2 separate regions of the Homo sapiens genome follow, and region 1 is linked to region 2. A link is a loop called in an ENCODE intact Hi-C map of the cell type or tissue named here. Cell type or tissue: PC-3. All regions are shown on one strand.

The links. Peaks named below come from ENCODE experiments on the same cell type or tissue, not always from the same donor. Only the 100,000 strongest peaks of a DNase experiment are listed, where the experiment ranks them.
Region 1: it touches region 2 in a loop (5-fold over the local background); 3 of 110 quality-filtered maps call a loop at or near these places.

Annotation. Positions count from the first base shown.
Region 1 is chr1:217,000,160-217,008,159 of GRCh38, forward strand. It overlaps a transcript of ESRRG not described here. Among named protein-coding and RNA genes, the nearest start is that of ESRRG, 280 kb to the left of the region's middle. In PC-3, no CTCF peak of the experiment used is centred here; a DNase peak (open chromatin) is centred at 4,782; H3K27ac peaks cover 736 bases.
Region 2 is chr1:217,086,903-217,094,902 of GRCh38, forward strand. It overlaps a transcript of ESRRG not described here. Among named protein-coding and RNA genes, the nearest start is that of ESRRG, 370 kb to the left of the region's middle. RefSeq lists a silencer at 2,492-2,692. In PC-3, no CTCF peak of the experiment used is centred here; DNase peaks (open chromatin) are centred at 2,719 and 3,009; H3K4me3 peaks cover 2,763 bases; H3K27ac peaks cover 502 bases.

The sequences.
Region 1 (8,000 bases), 87 kb before region 2:
ATACGTAAGCGAACAGTTATTGTATTAGTTTGCTAGGGCTGCCATAATAAAGTACCACAAACCAGTGGCTTAAAAAACAGAAATTTGTCTCACAGTTCTGGAGGCTAGAAGTCTGAAATCAAGATGTCAGCAGGGTTGATTCCTTTTGTAGGCTATGACGGAGACTCTGTTCCATGAATCTGTGCTAGCTTTTAGCAGCTTGCCAGCGATCTTTGGAGTTCCTTGGCTTATGGCAGCATAATTCCAATCTTTATGTGGCATTCTCCCCTTGTCCCTGTGTCCAAATTGTCTCCTTTTATAAGGACATAAGATATATTGAACTAGGGCCCAATCAAATGATTTCATCTTAACTTGATCTTCTGCAAAGACCCTACTTCCGTAAAAGGCTATATTGTAAGGTATAGGGAGGTGGTCAGGACTTCAACATCTTTTGGGGATACACAATTCAACCCACAACGGTGATCCTATATAAAGCTTGATTTCTTTAGATGTTTCATAAATTTTAAGCTCAGATGTCTCCTTGTTGCACTAACTCCAAGTGAAGGACCGTGTAGCAACATCGTCACTGGAAACCCACAGAAAAAAGACAAGACACAGCTTCATGTTAGAAAGGGCAGGCATTCAGCAAAGCATTGGTCCCATGCAGCAAGGGCCTATGCACTCTGTGTGTGTTCCATAGACTTCCATGCCAATTGAAACTCCAGCTATCCACACTATGCACATGTTAAAGACAGATACACTTTTCCATTCAATCAGGGACAATGCCGTTCACCGGCACCAAAATGAACCATGCTGTCATGTAGGATGGTGGCCTCAATGAGATACATCTTGATTTAATGGAGAAATAAAAGTGATATAAGATCATAAGCTAAGACCATCATAAAGTGCATGCAAGCACCCTATACTTTAATACTCCCAAGCTGCTTTTTAACTCTGAGTGAAAAAATTTGTCTAATGTCTACAGAAATGGTTCAACTAATTTCTTCCTTTAAGTAATATCAACCTGTCTACTATAATACACCTTAGTGGAAGCTGCCTTCTTTTCTTCGGTTCTTTTTTTTATGCTGGAACTCTGTAAAGATATAGGAATGGACACAGTGCTTATTTCTGAATGACAGGAACTCTCCCACAGAAATAAAGCAAATCCACACTTGATTACCGTCTTTACAGACCCTTTGCAAGCACCAGAGTCTGAAAATGAGTCACGTGGATGATACCAAACTGCCTTGGGCAGTAAAAAGCAGCCGCAGCTTTTCCCTACTCTTCCATTAATAATTCCTTCATTCAATCACACACAATTTTTGAACACATATTCTGTCTCATGTTCACTGTTTTAGGTTTAAATAGGGTAGTGGATATAGACCTCATTGAAAATGTAACACTTGAGAAAAGACTTAAATTACAAAAGGCGTTGATCATGAAATATATATAAAGAATATTTCAAGTAGAGGAAACAGCCAATGCAAAAACCCTAAGATAACGGCAAGTCTGGTAAGCTCAAGGAATAGCAAAGAGGCCAAGGTGGCTGGGGCAGAGACAATGAGAGGAGAGGAGTTAGAGTGGAGGTCAGGGAGGAGGTAGGGGCCGGTTCACATAAGGCTTTCTTGGATACTACAAAGACTTTGACTTTTACTGAAGGAAATGGAGAACCATACCAGCATTTTGAACAGAGAGAATGACCAGACTTTTGTTTTAAAATCTCTTTACCTTAAAAGTCATTTGTACATCAAAAGTGAAAGGCCAAGAATTGATAGCTTAAGCCAGTTCAGCACATGGAAATGGACCTTCACAATCCCAGCTCAAATCTCCAACTGCTAATAAGTTTGGCACCATTATAATTTTTTTTTTAAAGAAAGGAGCACCCGGGCATGATGGCTCACACCTGTAATCCCAGCACTTTGGGAGGCCGAGTCTGGTGGATCACTTGAGGCCAGAAATTTGAGACCAGCCTGGTCAACACGGCGAAACCCCATCTCTACTAAAAATACAAAAATTAGCTGGGCATGGTGGTACATATCTGTAATTCCAGCTACCCTGGTGGCTGAGCCACGAGAATCTCTTGAACCCAGGAGGCAGAGCTGGCAGTGAGCCGAGATAGTGCCACTGCACTCCAGCCTGGGCATCAGAGTGAGATTCTGTCTAAAAAAAAAAAAAAGAAAGAAAGAAAAAAAAAAAAGAAAGAAAGAAAAGAAAAGAAAGAAACAGAGATTATGCACATTGTATAATATTTATTTTAGGGCAGATCCGTCCCTAAAGTTATATGGGCTTAGATTTTATTCCCTACTCATTAAAATTAAGGAGTTGATTCTGACAGTTATCTATAAAATTACACATATACAGTATATTAATACTGTAGGAATCAGCCTTCATGGTCATCTAGGATGATCTTTGCCCCTGATATTCACATCTTTACAGTGAATAAACAGTAAATCACAGCTGGCCAGTATGACCAATACAATATGGCAGAAGTGATGGTGTGTGACTTTCAAGGCTAGGTCATAAAAGGCATTATAGCTTTTACCTTGTTCTCTTGAATCACTTGCTCTAGGAGAAACAGCCATTGTGCCATAAGGAGAGGGACACATGGAGAGGAACCAATTTGCCAGCCATATGAGCAAGTCACCTTGGAAGTGGAACCTCCAGCCCCACGCAGGCTTTCATTTGACTGCAGCTCCAGCCAACAACTGGTGACTGCAACCCCCTGGTGACATGCAGCCCCATGAGTGACCATGAGCCAGAATTGCCCAACCAAGCTGCTTCTAAATTTCCAATCAACAGAAATCATGATAAATAAAGTCCTCAGTATTATTTTAAGCCATGAAAGCTTTTGTTACTCAAGCGCAGATAACTGTTATATTCCAAATAATCTGTACAGTGATCATCAGTTAGCTACTGTTCAAAACATTTACTTTTGTGAGATATGCTTTTGAATTTCTGAACTCAACTAAACATTTAGTAATAAGATCACAGCCAGATAAAACTACATCAGGAAGTTGCAAAAAAAAATCTTTCATTTGACTGATATTACATTGAAAAAGTACTGGTTTGAAGTGATATAATGTTGGAGAAAGCATGGACTTTGAAGTCAGAAAAAAGTGGATATGAATAATGGCCATACTTAATAGCTTGAGCAAATTACTTAAACTAATCAAGTCTCAGTTTCTCAACCTATAAAACAGGGAAAATAATACTTAGCTTACACTGTTGAGAAAATTAAGTGAGATAATATGAAAAAATAATTTTATTCAATAAACATTAGTTTCCCTTTTCTTAAAATGAATCTGGGCCACGTTTGTTTTGTAAAGACAAATACTCTAAAAATAATAATTTAATGTATTATGTAAGCTTTATTTGCTTGTCTCATGGCTAATATTAATACTAATATTAGGCTTGAAATATTAGTATTAATACTAATTAATAAGTATTAATATTAATTAATATTAATATTAATACTAACATAAGGCCTAATATTGAGCTAACCAAACTCAAGAGTATTTACAATCAGTAATTCATTTGTTATTGGCCACTGAAATGGCATTTACATTTTGGAAACAGGAAATAACTAAATAAACACATTGCCCAATCAGATTACCCATAATATTTGTGTGACTTCTAAGACTAGGTCAGATATGAGACTTATTTTCAGTCTGTTGTTTTTCATCATAAATGTAATTTCAATGTCCAGATGACATATGGGTACATACATGGATGGACCAAAAAAATAAAAAAAAAAGAAGTCATCATTAATTCAATAGCACAATTAACTGAGTTTGTGACCTCAAATTTGGAAATATGGTTTGATTCACAATGAATATTCATAATTATCTTATTAATCATAATCTCATAAATAAATAACATACTGTCTTATGGGGTAAAGGGGAGCGAGAAGTTACCAGAATCTTGATCCCAATATCTACAATATTCACCAATGCATAGACTGTGTTATTAAACAATGTTTACATTTCTACAACGTAAAATTGACAGACGATGAAGTATATTTTCCCAGTTCTTTTACTTATCCTGCCTGTTTTCACAAGTTTTAGAGAGGACTTTAAAAGAAAGAAGAATGGATTACTGACTGATATGGTTTGGCTGTGTCCCCACCCAAATCTCACCTTGAATTGTAATAATACCCAGGTGTCAAGGGCAGGGCCAGGTGGAGATAATTGAATCATGGGGATGGTTTCCCCAAAACTGTTCTAGTGGTAGTGAATAAGTCTCAGGAGAGCTGATGGTTTTATAAATGGGAGTTCCCCTGCACAAGCTCTTTTGCCTACCACCATGTAAGACATGCCCTTGCTTCTCCTTTGCCTTCTGCCATGATTGAGGCCTCCCCAGCCGTGTAGTACTGTCAGTCCATTAAATCTCTTTCCCTTATAAATTACCCAATATCCAGTATGTCTTTATTAGCGTGAAAACTAACTAATATACTGACCAACAATGAAGTAAACAGTACCCAACCCAAGGTTCCCCCCAAATATGGTAAGCCATGGGCATATAATCTAATTATTTGAAAGAAAACAGATTGTGCTGGTTAAGAAATTAATCTGTATAACTATATCAATCAATTAATTTATTCTGAAAATATGTATTCTCATGAATGATGCTGCTTGACACATTATATATATAGTGCCTGTGAAATGAGAATGATATTATTTTGGAATCTAGCTGCCATGATAAATGGTATATCACTTTGAAATCACGGGACTAAAAATAGTAAAAGGGACTTTGGACTTTTTACTACCAAGGACACTTGATACCTTTTAGTGGTTTCCCCCATGAGTCATATTGTTTTGTTTTTGACAATCAAACTGCATTTAGTTAGTAATAATGGTTCTACTCTTATTAATAAAAAGCTATTTATTGCCGATCAGAATTTGTGATTTGCACAAGATAACTCAGTGTTGTCAAAAAGGGAGAGGTGAGTTTATATCAGCCAAACCAAGACCAAAACCAAAGAGATGTCTTAGTTAGCTTGTGTATATTGTGATTTTATGTCTTATTTTCATTAGACTTTTTTAAATACTGAAAGTGAGTCTTTCCCCTATTACTTCCTCCAAGGATTCTAAATGAGAAGAACTATTCAGGTCCAACCACCTCCTTTGAAGGACAATCATGACCAGAGCGGTAGATGATTAGTCCAAGCACACAGCTAAATAGTGGCATAAGCTGGACAGTAAATTACATATTAAAACAAAGACTGGTGCCTTTTCTCCACTGCGCTAAAATGATTGGAGGTTTGCCCATGACAACTACCAGCTCAATAAGCCAAATCAATAAAAATTTCAATCACAACTGTTGCTTGGCATACACAGATAAGCCCTCTAAAAGAACAGGGAACTCTTAGACACTTAGGATAATGCTAAACAGATAGGACAACTAATAGAAGGACTTGTTATGTAATGTTCTCCCTCTCAAAGTGTCAGAGTCAACCAAAGAGGTAGTTCTGCTGTTTATTGTGTTTTAACTCCAAAGATAACCTCACATTTACAATACCATAAATTCTCCCTAACAATGTTGTATAATAACATTAGCATTGGTTCTTAAATGGTTCTTCTGACCATTAGGAAAAAAATTTTTAATAGTAGGTCTAAAACCATAGCTTTCTATGTCAAAATTCTCTCTTCTTTTTTTCTAAGCATTTTAAAGTCAAGTAGCCTATACAAATTTATAGGAAAAGTGCTTTCGCTTACTTTTAATGTGTCAACTTCAGAGCCAGTCTTCATTACTATGTTAATCACTGTGGTCTTTATTAATGGATATTTTATCCCAACTATGTAACAACTTACTTACAGTAGAACAATAACTAATAATTAGGGACAGAATTGGTTCACTCTTGAAACCTAGAGACTAATGATTAACTAACACAACTGAGTCCAGTTTGAATTGGAATGGCTTTGAACTCATAGAATGGCTTTGAACTCATAGAATTTGAACTTATAGAATGAGTCCTTTTGGCTTATTATCAGACTTCTTGTGTATTCTACAATACAGTGTAGAAAAATAAACATACACTCAATGTTCAACATAAGTTATGCTAAGAATGAATTTATAAATCACTTAAAAATGTTAAAAAGTAAAATGTAACTGAATAATATGATGATTAGGTAATATAAAGACCCATAGTCTTTATTTAATATTATTGGTGTTAGGCTTATCTGAGTAATCAACATATACAACTTTAATTCTACAAATAACACCATCAATAATTTGGATTAGTAATCTTAAGTTATGTCTATATAGTAGTACACAATATACTACAATATACATATAACTTCAATAAGTCTCACAGGCTGTGTGGAGCCAACATTGCACTACAGTTACGTTGGAACTGGCTTAATAACAAAGATTAATTTTAACTATAGGTTGAGTATCCCTTTTCCAAAATGCCTGGGACCAGAAGTGTTTTCGATTTTGGATGTTTTTGAATTTGGAAATATTTGCATATACATAGTGAGATATCGTGAGAATGGGACTCAAGTCTAAACACAAAATTCATTTATGTTTCTAATATACCTTATATGCACGGCCTAAAGGTAATTTTATACAATATTTTAAATTATTTTGCAAGAAACAAAGTTTTAACTGTGCTTTGACTGAAACCCATTACATGAGGTCAGGTGTAAATTTTCCACTTGTGGTGTCATGTTGGCCCTCAAAATGTTTCAGATTTTGGAGCATTTTGGATTTGGGATTTTCAGATTAGGCATGCTCCACCTGTATTTAGTAAACTGAACTGTGGTCAAAGTAATTTTTTAGCTGCTGTGCTGTTTTATTTATTGCCATCAGCGATAAAGGCTAGCTTCCCCATAAGTACTTTATAAATCATATCACCAGTTTAAGGCTTATAAAAACTATTTTAATTCTATGTGATTTAATGCTTTCAATAATCCATCAGGATTTTTCTTTAGATCTTTAAAAGGACTGTAAGGAGTTCAGAGATGATAGAGATTAAATTTACAGGATACTCACAATGAGAGCAAAAGGAATATTTCATCACCCCATATACATGTACATACAGCATTCTAATGTAGTAGATTGTTTTACTATCCCAAAGCATTAAGATGTGAATGTGACTTCTCAATTTTCCTGAAAATTATGTGGGTCAAGGGGGAGAGGGCCAGTGCCAACACCATCACCATATGGTTCCAGGCTAAAATTTTAAAATATTTTCCCATACTTCTATGTTATTGCTAACTCAACAATTTTAGTCTCTTCTTCCAAAGGGGGAAAAGGGGAAGGAAAGAAACACTAAGTCAATGACATTTTCATAACAAACTTTGAAACACTGTTATGGTGCTGTTGGATAATTCAAGGACATTATCCTCACCCTCAGCTCAATGTCTAAAAATACTTGCAACGATTATTGTCAAAAACCATTTATGACTTCCTTTGGAGGATAAGAGAATAATAAACTTCAGTCTTGTAAATATCATTATCAGAACAGTCTCCATAAAATTCTTCTCCTTCCTTTCTTATTCTTAAGCTATTTATTTTGATGAAACTGAGCTTTCTAAACCTATCAAAGAAGATTTTACTTGGACCGACTGACTTCCTTCCTCCTTCCATCTTTTCTTCCTCCCTTCCCTCTTTTCTTCTGATGCTTATTCACTATATATGGACTAAGCATTTACTATATGCCAAACACTGTTCTAGGTGCTAGACAGTCAAAGGCAAATAAGGGGGGAAAAATCCCAAGCCAATTATGGAATTGAGGTGGAAGCAGGTGCAGGGGGAGGAAAGAGCATTAAGAGATGAGTCCAAGAGAAGAGCCATAATACAAACAAGAAGAATGATCTATCAAAGGGATCCACAGACATCAGATCTTCTGCACAGTGTGTCTAGTCTCACATTATAGTCTTACATTTCATCTGCTATGCTCAAATGTATCCTAAAGTAGAACTAGGCAATTAAGATAAACCAACAGCTACAACAACAGAAACTTTAAACCCAGTGCAGCAGACATTAAAATCTTCACCACTGCAAACCATTTACACCTT
Region 2 (8,000 bases):
AGTCAAACACACAAGACATTTTTTTTTTAAAAGACTAAAGCTACTTGTATTGACACATCTGTAAACAAAAGGAGAACTTCATAAATAACCCCCTTTCCAATGACACACTCATCCAAGGATTTGTCTGCATTAGAAAATGTCATAGGGCATCAGAAAAGTTTTCTCTTGAGTATTCAGGTAAGGTGCATAGCATGTCTGTGCAGAAGAAAAAAGAGACACTTAGGATCCATTTCAAACATAAGCCCATTACCTCTGGCGGGCTTTCGCTAAAATTCTAGCTGCAACTGAAATGTCCCTGTAAACAAGGTTACTGAGAACAGCCCCAGATATTCCTCTCAGCAACACTTTCCTAGGAGCCCTTCAGCTGTCTGCCGGGTTAGTTATACCTTATCTTGCTGCACTGCCATTCTCATGCTGATTCACATTCAGAACTCAAAATGAAAGCTGAAATATCTTGAAGATCACTTAATATTGAAATACTGTTGCGGTAATAAGTGGTGCTCAGTCAGAGATGGGAACATGGTACTCTCTTGGTAACCTTTTAATTTCTGGAAAAATTGTACAGAATAAATTGAGCAGCACACACGGAAACCTAATCGATTGATCTGCTCTATTTTGTTAAAGCAACACCCATCACAAACTCCCCTGGCTCCCCAGGCAATTCCCGGTAAAGAAGACCAGCAGGTTTCAGTATATACCATGCACGAGGACTTTGATGCTATTTTGATTTATTAAAGAAAGGGAACAATCTTCTATCTCCATTCATCACCCCAGTCAATGGACAGTTTTATGTGCTATGTGATACCATTCTCGATATACACACGTTTAATTCTACTTAATGCGAGTTTAAAGAGTTATGAGAATTGCTTTAGTAAGAATAACAAAGCCATGCGTAACAGACAAATGTACGCTTAAATGATCATCCAGGCCTGCTTCCTTATATACTTGATTCTTTTTCTATTTGAAGGAGATGAAACCTCATCAATGTCACTTCGTCTCCATCAGTGTTTTCATGTCTCTTCTTCCTGTCAGGCATTCCTCAGCTCGGGATTTGAGAAATGTTCAAATTTCCCTCTATTTCCCACAATGACAGAACTGTTTCTCAGGTTGGTTAACTCATTTTGACAACATCAAATCTGCTGGACAGGAAAAAAAAAAAAGAGAGAGAACCCTGAAACCACTCCTCAATCCCATTTTTCTGTCTTTTTCTCTAAGACATTTCCGACTCTTTTTCTCTCGCCTGCTGCTTCTGAATTTGGGCATTTTCCAAACACACTCCCCTATTTGGTCTTTGGGCAGTGTGAGAAACAAATGAGAGTTTCTCTTCAAAACTAGACCAAGTCATTCAGCTGCTCTGAAACATACTTCACAACATCCGCAGGTCTCTTGATCTTGACTTAAAGTATTAGGCAGGAGTGTTTTGAAAGTAGTAGGAGGTCATATGGACCTAACAGCTTCTCTTAACCCACATGCTGAGAATTTCTTTTTTTCCTGTCTTTTTTTTTTTTTTTTTTTTTTTTTTTTGAGAGAGAGAGAGAGAGTGCTATTTTCAACATTGCCCTCTGGTTTATGTTAGTGAAATCATTTGCTTTCTGTGTGTGTCTGTGTCTTATTGCATGGCCACTGGTTCTGGTACTACAACACAAACATAGCAAACGTGCTTCCCTAACATAAGCAGACCCATGTGGCAATTCACAACATAACCGAGACAAGCACAATAAATAAACACATACATAATCATTCCACAGCACTGAGGCAGGCGGGGGTTTCTACAGGCCCTTCCGGACTCTTCCAGAATTGCTCATTAAGATTCTGAAAGGGGGAGAGGGTGCAGCTTGGAAAAGGTTGCCGGAAGGGAAAAGAAAGGGAGGAGGGGAGCTTTGCCCTCTGTGTCTTTCTGTCTCTGAGACTCTCCCATCACCAAACAAGGGGTGCAGGGGTCTATCCTGCAGAGGCTCTAACAGACTTGAGGGGTAGAAGGAGGTAGATGGTTTAAAATAGTTAAATGATGATCGGGTGACCTCCGTGCAACTTCAGCGACTCCCTCGGGAAGGTGAAAGGGTTGGGGAGAGAGAAGGGAGGGAAAGCAGCGTAGAGGACAGGAGGGAGACACCTAGGACTACAGCAGCAGCAATCACCAGAAGGATTTTCCAGCCCATGACAGCAGTCCTCAACTCCTGGCACCACCCTCTCCCCCAACGACCCCTGCTCCATATCCCCTCACCCTAACCCCTCCCCTCCCAGCGCCCTAACTCTGCCCTCACTCTTTGCCACTTTACCAAGCACTGAAGTCTCTATCCAGGAAGGGGGATGGGAGGGGTGTTTAAAGAACAAATCTAATTGCAATTAGAATTCATCTGTGTCTCCAGCACACACGCTCACAGTTTTGCAGTCATGGTAAGGCAAGTCTACAAGAGGTGGGCAGTACTTATGGTTGTGTTATTCAGGGAGGGGTTGCTTTTTTTTTTTTTTTCCAAGAGACTATAAGCAAGTGAAGGGGGAAGGGGGTAGCAATCTAGATTTCAACCAGGACTGCAAATAAAGAATGCCCCAGATGCAAATGTCTGTCTCCAGATGTTGATGATAAGGATTTGGACCAGTTACCTTGGCAGGGTCAGAACTGCAGCAGGTTAATCAGGTGAGTCGTCGGGGATTTTAAAGAAGCCGAAGCCGGTTTCTTTGGCTATGAAAGTCTACAAAACCCCCATGCAGGAACATTGCACATCTTACACACGCCTCCTTTAACTGGGCTCCCGCGACCTCGGCAGGCGAGGGGGTGCTGGCCGGCCCTCCGGTGGCAAGGGCACGGCCCCCCGCTCTGCCCCCGCGGGCGCGGGGCCGGCCTGGCACCCGGGGTCCGCGTCCCGAGCGGCTGTGCACTCACCGAGCCGGGCTGCGAGGGGCAGAGGGGCGCCCACGGCTAGCCGGAGCGCCAAGGCGCCTCCCTTTTCTCTTGGTAGCGTCGGTCCGCACTCCCTGTGACCCAGGACGTCATGATGCCTGTCTGTTTTCTCAATGATAACTTGGCAGAAGAAGAGAGAGGCTGCCAGGTTCTCCTCGGGTGGTTACGTGGTATGTGCACGATTCTGTTTGCATGCGTTTCTCTTTTTAAAAATAAATATCTATATTTTTCTAAAAAAAATTCCCGGCACTGTCATGATTTGATTGCATTATTGCGTTTGCATAATTGACGCCTCTGGGTGTGTATATATGTGTGCATATGCGTGTGATTTTTTTCCCCTTTAAATCCTGCTGCTCCTGCCGCCGCCGCAGCCGCTGCAAACGGAAAGCAAGCATGCGTTCATCTTTTGTCTTTCATTTTACCTTCAGGGTGACATTCAGTGCCAACTGCTCCCTTTTGACCGTCACCAATCCCCGCCTGGGCAAAATAAATTTGAAAAACGTGGGGGGAGGGGAAGGAAGAGCCCCCTCAGCCCGAATGCTGGGGTTTCCATTCCTACGGCTAGGGATCCCAAACCTACCCAACCCACCTCCCAACCCTGAAAAACCATTTTCCCTTCTACCCACCGGGCCCAGGCAGAGAATCGGCACCAAGACAGCGAGGAGCATCCACCCAGGGCCAGACACTCATGTTCGCGGCTCGCACTTGCTGACTTGCATCTCTCAGTTGCATTCCCGGTGTGTAGGCCTCTCACAACTGGAGCTATTTTTGTCTCCCAGAGATGTTCTTTAAAGCCTTTTAAAAATGGGGAGGGGTCAGGGAAGAAAGAGCGAGAGACAAATAGAGAGAAAGGGACCCAGAGAGAAGCCCAAACCCCTAGTTGAGAAACTCGACTGACACATCATAAAATTTGGGGGGCTCCGGGCATCTGGCCCACCAGGGGAGTCTGGAAGGGCAAGAAGGATAACTAGATTTTATTTAACTCATTCTACAACAGCAGGAAAACTTTTTTTTAATACAAAGATGTTATTGCTAATTATGCACTGTATCTGTTATTTTTATAATTATGCTCAGAATCAGTAGGAGTGGTCTCAAGAACAATCCTTAACGTTTACTTCTGCAAATATGAGAATGCATTTTTAGCCGGTGTGGCCACATGGCAGGTAAAGCACAGATTACTTCTTTTTCTAATATTTGTGTTATTTGTACATTGTCTGGTACCTTTTATGTAGCTTCTCTTAATCATAATGTTGTGTATATTACCCAACATGTGGCATATTCCTGATAAATAAGTATCTAGCACCAGGTTTGGCAAATGCTTTGCTCTGCTTTATCAATAATTATCCATTTGGAGTAACAACATTTGTTTAGGAATTTTTATTTTCACCGAGCCTGTAGTTGGCCTTTGTCACCATCATGTATTGGTGGAGTCACTGTTCCTACTAATTCCAAATTCCTAAAAGATGACAGCAGAGGCCGAGGTTGCAAAAAATTAAGCACAAGGAGAGTTTTGAATCTGAAAAGCACAGCCGATTGAGAGAAAAACTTTTGAATTCATCCATAATAATCTGCAGCTGCTCGAAGGTTTAAAAATAGTTTACCTATTTGAGAGGTCGGATAAGTTTAATGAAAACAGCAAGTAACTTACTAGATCTTTTCCCTTTAGAGTCACAGTCCAAGAATCATTCGCAAATTCCACAGGGAAGATATTGTAATTATGCAGAGACCAGATGATCTGAATTGGAGAAACTAGACTAAGAGGGTCTGAGGACTATTGACTGATGGCCAGATCCCAAAACTTGGCCTATGTCTCTCCACCTTGAAAATTGGACATAGCTTCTCTGGCTCACTTTGCTTATCTGTCCCTTTGGCATGCCAGAAGGATGAATTGGTGCAGTCTTGTCGGGTGCTTAGATGTTACCAGAGGCATAGATGTTTCCAAAGAGGGCAAAGGCCTATTGAGAACTCAAGGAGGGATTACTATAGGCGTTATTGGTAACTTTCCAGTAACTATCCAAGAGGTACTCGTTAATATTCAATCTACCATCCTGGTTCTCCAGCTTTTTTACTTATTAACCTTGGAATTGGACCTTTAAAGACTCACCACAAAGCGAAAGAACCATAACAATTTGACTAACTTTAATCCTCTGAAATCCAATTTTGTTTTGTTCTTTTCAGACAAATGTCTTCCATGCTGTTTGTCACCACTCCACATGCCAGTTCAGGCAGCTGAGTGGTTTCTTACCCCAGGAGTGAGATGTTTGAGCAACTAGCAAAGAGTAGAGGCAGCGTACCCAAGAACTCTGGAGTTTGAATAGATCCTTTCTAAGCCTAGATTCTCTAAATCCAACTCTGCCTAGGAACCGCTCTCTGTTGCTTATTCAAGTTCAAACTCTGCAGACTACTTTCAAGTCTTTATTTTCCGGCTTCATCCAAAATATAATAGTTAATATTGTTGGAGCATGTTCAGTTTCACTTCCCAACCAAACCAAAGGGCATAAAAATGCTTACTAAGGTAGACGGAAGATATAGAAGGCAATGCCCTAAACTTTACTCATGCTTAGACCTTGTAAATCTAATTAAACCTCCTCAACAATATGGGAATGGAAGTATTATTATCCCCATTTCTGTGCCAAGGAAACTGAGGCACAGAGAAGTTGAGTAATTTGCTCAAAATTACACAGATGGGGTTCAAATTAAAGTGTCCTGAGTGTTCGCCATCAAGCTCTCTGCTTACCTACCTACCTACCTATTCAAACTTATTTCCAACTACTGGCATCACTGAGCCATGGTTCAGTCAGGCTGGTCACCCACTGTTCATCTCATACACTCTGTTGACTCACACTGCGATCCCAGTGTCGAAGCTTTCAACTCCCTCTTCACTTCCCAATTCCTTTCTGAACAAATATGCATTTTTCCGCTTTCTCTTCGGGTTTACCTAACATAGTGCTAAGTACAACACTGGCTCTCATTAAATACCTTCTGATGCATTAATTGACATAAAATTGCCTTATGGAGACCTAGAATGCCACTTTTCAATTTGACAGAAATTAAAAGTTTTATGTAGCAAAAGTGTTATCCTTTCAGCTGAAGAAATGACAAGCTAATTTCTCCATATTTTAGACAGTCCCTAGAAAACAATTTAGGGAAGCATTCTATGATAAGGTAGAACTTCATATGGGGAGTGAGGTGGGTGAGCAGGTATATAATTGTAGTACTTGAAAAGCTACTGTAAACTTAATTATTATGACTTTATAGCTCTTATGAGTCTTTCTCTGCTATATTTTGAATTTTTGATGTCAAGATATTAAAATTTCCATTTAAAAGGAAAGGAAAACAAATAAGAACCCGTAGGCAGGAGATATGTGATCTCATCTTGGAGCTGCTGCTAGTGCTCGCTGTGTGACCTCTGGCAAATTATTTAACCATTCTGGGCCTCAGTTCCCTAATTGCACAAGGAAGGGTTGAACCAGTCTCCAAGGTCCCTCCAGCTCCAAGCTTACAAGTATGACACAGGATGTGAGAGAGGAGAAAAAGCAAGAACACTCAGCCTGGAGTGAGACTTGTTTTTTTGAAGGATGCGAAAAAAATGCTGGAGAGCTCAGGTAAAGTTAGACAAGTTTATGTCTCTAATTCCTGTGTAGAGTTAAAGGCAGCTCAGGAAAAAAAAAATCCATGCAAAAATATGTTCAAACCTACGGTTTCCGGTGGCTCACACCTGTAATCCCAGCACTTCAGGAGGCCAAGGCGGGAGGATCGCTTCAACCCAGGATTTTGAGACCAGCCTAGGCAATGTAATGAGACCCCTTCTCTGCAAGAAATAGAAAAAATCAGCAGGGCATGGTGGCATGTGCCTGTTGTCCCAGCTACTCAGAAGGCTGAGGCAAGAGGATTGCTTGAGCCCCGAAGTCAAGGCTACAGTAAGCGGTGATCGCACCACTGCACTCCAGCTGAGGTGACAGAGTGAGACCCCTGTCTCAAAAAAAAAAACACACACACACATATAAAAACCCTACACTTTACAAAACTGCCCTTTTTTAATGAGATAAAATTATTTATTATTATATTTTTTATTAATAATAAAATATTATTATCTGAGACAGGATCTGGCTCTGTATTCCAGGCTGGAGTGCAGTGGCCTGACCATAGCTCACTGTAACCTCAAACTCCTGGGCTCAAGCAATCCTCCTGCCTCAGACTCTGGAGCAGCTAGGACTACAGGTACGTGCCACCATGCCCAGCTATTTTTTTAAACTTTTTTGTAGAGATGAGGCCTCGCTATGTTGTCCAGGCTGGTCTCAAACTCCTGGCCTCAGGCAATCCTCCTGTCTTCACCTCCAGAGTTGCTGGGATTACAGGCATGAGCCACTGCACCCAGACCCCAAGATGAAATTATCAACAACCATGTTTACCAGTAGCCTACCATATCAGCCAAAATGTTATTAGTCATTATTCATGTGTGCCTAAAACTTTCTTTCTAACACTATCAAATCGTATAGACCTAATTTGATATGAATGGATCCAACCTATTTTGCCTTGATGTCTTCAACTCACGTGTAGCTTGAATTAAATCATGAAGAACAGAGGTCTACAGAGACTTGGGGTATAGAATCAGAATGAGACTTTTTGCATGTTTCCTGTTTAACTGAGTAAGCCTGTGTTCTTTTCCTTATTTGTCCTCATGTGTTGAATAATTACAACTCATTGACTTTCTCATCAGGTTTTTGTTGGGATAAAATGAAGTAGTGGAAATGAGACAGACTCTACCAATACAACAAAATATTATCATGTCAGATGTGCCTTATCTTACATCTGAGTTGTATTTCTAAAAAGTTTACCAAGTTAGCAGAGCATGTGGAGACAAGATGTCAGGTCCCCTGGCTGAGAATCTGAGCTGATTTCTGCACATCTTGCTAGTTATAGGATTTCACAAGGTCCTGTAGCTAGTGAAGAGCAGAATTGAGTTGGCTATACAAATAAACTGCCCTCTCCACAGACCATTCTCAAAAGACATGGTACAAACTCTGGGAAAGTAGGCAGCCAATCACATCTCACCAAAGACCAAATTCATTCAAACATTTATTTAAAATAGAAATGT